Linked DNA regions of Mus musculus: region 1 is linked to region 2. A link is a loop called in an ENCODE intact Hi-C map of the cell type or tissue named here. Cell type or tissue: left cerebral cortex. All regions are shown on one strand.

Evidence for each region. A loop is a pair of places that touch in the nucleus more often than their neighbours do. Peaks named below come from ENCODE experiments on the same cell type or tissue, not always from the same donor. Only the 100,000 strongest peaks of a DNase experiment are listed, where the experiment ranks them.
Region 1: a loop joins it to region 2, with 2.6 times the contacts of the local background. A loop is called at or near these places in 2 of 42 quality-filtered maps.

What each region holds. Positions count from the first base shown.
Region 1 is chr13:110,670,096-110,672,595 of GRCm38, forward strand. No RefSeq gene overlaps it. Among named protein-coding and RNA genes, the nearest start is that of Gm33172, 13 kb to the right of the region's middle. In left cerebral cortex, no CTCF peak of the experiment used is centred here; DNase peaks (open chromatin) are centred at 997 and 2,198; H3K27ac peaks cover 264 bases.
Region 2 is chr13:110,391,125-110,393,624 of GRCm38, forward strand. No RefSeq gene overlaps it. Among named protein-coding and RNA genes, the nearest start is that of Plk2, 2.7 kb to the right of the region's middle. In left cerebral cortex, CTCF peaks have their summits at 550 (motif pointing right) and 1,274 (motif pointing right); a DNase peak (open chromatin) is centred at 1,279.

The DNA of each region.
Region 1 (2,500 bases), 280 kb after region 2:
GGATCTTCTTTCTGTCCATCTACCTCCATCTTGACTTCTCTCTCTCTCTCCCCCAACTCCCGACTCTTAGCTCTGCCTCCTTTTTCCTGTCCAATCACAGTCCTTCTTCTGCACTAATATTTAAATAAATTGGACAGGGAAAATCCTGCCACACAGTGCCCTTCTTTTTCCTCCTATTTTCTTCAAGCGTTAGGATGAGTTATGTTGAGGAAAATTCTCAGTCGTCTGAGTGGTCATATGATGTCTCAAATGGATGTGTTTTCCATGCTGGGGTAGCTGCTATTGATCTTTCATGATAGAGAGTTTAAAGCCCAATGAAAACTTTAAAAAAGGAAGTTCCATTTAAAGTTTCTAGTAAAATAGAAGTTTGGCTTACTCAAACAATGAAGAGACCTTGAAGATAATGATGTTGACTTCCTATACCCTGAAGTGCTTCAGGAAGATAGCTTGGTGTTCCCAGGAGCGATCTCTGAAAATAACTGCCTCACAGACTCGCATAAATTACTTAGGATAAGTGAACTGGCTTTGTTAATTTTTCCAATCCCATTTTCTAGGACCAGCTTCTATTTACTGGTTAAGTTATTAGGACCTCGGTTAACCAGTTCATTGAGATACTGTTTGATACTACTATCAAATGTTTTAGCAATAATCTAGAATACCATGCCTAGTTACCCATAGTTCATTGATGGATTCTGAACTGGAGGAGTTGTTTTGTGTGTGTTTTGTTTTGTTTTGTTTTGTTTTATTTTATTTTATTGTTATTTTGACCTGGAGAAAGGTCCAGTGCCATGCTAATAATGTAAGAACCATCTGGATATGTGGCTGGAAATAGAATCCACAGTTATGCCTATTTTCACATCTAAAGTTGCTTGGAAATATAGACCTTCCAGTGTTAGCAGAAAAGGGGCGGAGTGAAACTCTTTCATACCCAGGAATCGTGCTTTACCCTCAAGCTGAACGACGTCAACATGGCTTCTATTTGTGGAACTCCTTCTGATTTCCTGTTTCTTCAGTACTGAGTAACCATTCTGGGCTTCTGTTTCTCCATACGCAAAATGGCAAAGAATACACCTCTAGGAGCTGTGAGCATGAACTAAGAAGGGAGAGCAATTGGATTTTTACAAGACTTCTCGAAAGTGACTGCAGGAGTGATGAGTTTCTCGTTGAAAAGTACTACTGACTTTCATAAAGGGCCTTAAAGGGACTTTCATAAAGAGGCAGTAGTGGGTTTCAGAAAGGTGCTCTAAGTCGAGCTGCAGTTCTCCATGTTCACGTGTAACAATGCACTTGGGACAATAAGAACAGGACCTGTACACTGTCATTGAAAGCTCAGCTTTGCATCAGTTAATCACATAGGAAACATGGTATGGAAATGCACACAGACTGGGAATAATTTAAACACATACACAATGCCACCTGGGTGCATTGAAGGCAGGAAATCTGGGAGAAGGGAGTAGAAGGTGACCTTTTAGTGCAAAAATATGAAAGAGAACAAGTCCTGAGAAGAACAGTAGGGAGCAGGGAAAAGGCTTTGAAATGAAAATGTTAAATAGCAAATAACCATTTGGAGATGCAGTGGCAAATGATTTAGAAGGCAGGTGTGTGCCAGTGCCTGGAGAGTAGAGAGTGGGCAGCCGGGGTCGGGGCCATGAAGGCTCGCTGTGTTGAAATCTCAAGTAAGGGTCTAATGAACCTTCTAGTGTGGGCAAGGTCGTTTTTTTCTGAACCTCGCCTACAACTCTTTCTGTGATCCGCTCTTGGTATCTTAGTTAATACATGCATCTAGGTCCCTAGCAAGATGCACTCATGGCTATTGATTAGCCTAATGAGGAACTAAAAAGGCAGGCAATTAGAAAAGAGAAAGCAGGCAGTTTATACCTCTAGCTGTCATCTGCAAAGAATAAAGGAGGAGAATCTACCTCAAGGAATCCATGTGATACCCAGGAAGGCCCTTTAACGGTATGTACTTGTCTCCTGAACCTCAGACGTATCAGAGCTGCTTTGTCCAATGCACCAGCTATTGGTCAAGTGAGGAAATTTAATGTCTTTAACTGCATTTCCAATAATGTGTATTAATGGATTCTATATAGGACAGGATACAATTATAGATATACATAGAAGTAAGTATATTATGAATGTATTCATGTCCCTATGACTATGTATGTGCGTTTCCATGGCCACGGAGACTTCTTTATCCTTTCACAATTTACTACAGTGGAGTATGCAAGAAATAAAAGATGTCACCTAGGGCTGCAGAGAGATGGCTAAGCAGTTAAGATTCACAGGTGCTCTTCCAGAGGACCTTGGTTTCAGTCCCGGCACCCATGTGACAGATAACAATGTGTGACTCCAGTTTCAGAGGATGTAGCCTCTACAGGCATCGTATACAGGCAAATCACTCATATGGAAAATCAAATTCATGACAATAGCACCAAAGACATAGCCCAAAACTCTATGGAGGGAGAGGAATAGGGAGATAAGTTGCAAGAAATGTAAGACT
Region 2 (2,500 bases):
CTTGCTTGACCTTTGGTACAGTAAGGGTTCTCTGTTCTTCTGATATAATCTGCACCTGCAGATTATATATGCAGATTATATAATCAATGTTCCTCATCTGATTGGTTATTCTCTCTCAGTACTTCACTGAGCCTCATTATCATACCTCATTTGCATGTCTCTCATCTGATTGGTTATTCTCTCTCAGTACCTTCTGGTTTGCCAGAATTGGGGGCAGGAGCCTGGCCATGGGGCAAGCCATGAGGTGGGATCTTGGGAACTGGATTTAGGAAATGGAACACTGTGGCTGACATTCACCCCTTCTTGACTGGTGTGGTCTACACCTGAGCTGCTGAATCTGAAAGTTCTTAACTCAGCCCTAGTTGGCAATCTTCTGATATAGTGCCCTCTTCATGCTATTTAAGTCTTCCTCTCCCTTGCGCTCAAAAAACTACTGGCCACAGCTTCCATTAATACAGTTTTGGTTTTTTTGTCTTTACTACATTTGTAGATTTTTTTAAAAAATGTATAAATGTGTTTCCTCTACATGTACAGCTGTGTGCCAGAAGAGGGCACCACATCCCATTATAGATGGTTGTAAACCACCATATGATTGCTGGGGATTGAACTCAAGACCTCTGGAAGAACAGTCAATGCTCTGAACTGCTGAGCCATCCCTCCAATCCCATTTGTATATTTAAAAAATCAAATCAAAACAAAACCAAAAAACATGGTTTGTACTCAACAGATTGCCAACTGCCGTTTTCAATGTCCTCTCCCAGACCACCAAACCAGCACTTGGAAGTCACTAGCATTTGTCCTAAACCTAAAGACGTCCCTGTGAACCTTGATTTTTCCTCTGAGTCCATTTCTCCTTCAGAATTCCAGGAGCGACATGTAGGATGGACTTAGGGAGAAAACCTGAAGGCAGCAGCATCTTTCTCATTACCTAGCAGATCTTCTGAGCTACTAAACATTACTCATCTCTAGATGAGACCTACCATTCTTTTCATTTTTCTGTCCCTTTGGTAAATTTGCCTAATTATCTTAGCAGCTCATTGTAAGGCCCAACAGCTGCAAAAGAAAGGTTATTCTTTCTTCCTTCTTGCTTAAAAGTTTATTTTGCTATTTTCGATCTCTTGGAAGATGATAGAAGTTAGCTTCTCATCAAAAGCCCCATTGGGATTCGGGCACTAAAGTCTCCATCCAGAGCGTAGATCTACAGAGAACTACTTTGAGATTTCTTACCATTGCAAAGTAGCTTTGTTGTTATGTGGACTGCAGTTTTGATTCTGTCCACGTGATGGCACTACCATAAAGAAAACCATTCTTTCCCAGTTGGCCGGGACTCAGCAATGGTATTTTATTAAATGCCTGTATCTTTTTGGTAGAACTGAATTTCACACGGGATGTTCAACAGTCTAGAAAATACAATCGTATCCCCAGAAAAATATGTAATGGTGTACGATATGAAATTGAAATTAAAAAAAAAATCTCTTAACTGTTCTTTCAGTCTTTTAACTGTAACATACACAATTAATTAGAGCAGAACTCTCTCTGGGAAAGTAAGGTGGTGTTCTCCAACCAGCTGGTCCGTCCAATGGCCTCACACTGGTCAGGGAGCAAAGGTCATGGCCAAGTTTATGAATAAAGCAGGGTGTGTGTGTGTGTGTGTGTGTGTGTGTGTGTGTGTAATTCTGCTTCTCCACATCCAGCCCCGCCTCCCTCTTATTCAAACCTGGGATACTCTTGGGTTAAAGTCTCCTGTCCTTTGTGAACAACATGCCCGGGCTTGCATTGAGATAAAGCAGGGAAAGGGAGAGTGTCTTGCTGTCTACCCTGCAGTGCTAAGGAAGCACCTTTGCCCAGTGTTGGAAGTAGCTGAGCTGAATGTCTTCTTAACTACTAAGACTGGACTTACCTATGCTTGATAGTGGCCTGGAGGAAAAACCATTTGCCCTTATTAATTTGGAATTCTGCATGTCACTCTTTCCCTGTTGGCAAGGACTGAGCACTGATATTTTATTAAAGGCCTGTATAATCTTTGGAACACAGAACTCCAATGTGAAGTGACCGCTTACGTACTGTGTTAACCGAGACAATAGGACGGGCATGGAGTTCGCAAAACTTCGTGGTTCTATGAAAAATGTATTGATAATAGCTATTTAAATCGTCTAGGACCCCGTTTCTTCACCTGTAAGATGGGAAAGATGTAGACTAGGCTATGTCCCTTCAAAACAGGTCCACAGGTAGCTAGACTATGTCACCCTCAATGTAACCGCTGAGTCGGGATAAGTTTGAATTGAATTAAAAGATAGGTAGACACAGAAAGCCTGAAAGTGGCACACCACTTTTTTGTAAGGAAAAAGAAAAAAAATCACATTTATTAAAAGAAGTCTCAAGTTCTAAGTCTCCAGAACCAGACAAAAAGAACGATTCTAAGTAACAAACTTATCAGTGAAAAACATAAACTCTTCCCTATTTACTCCCTTGTTCCCGACTGCCTTTTGTTTCCTGTCTT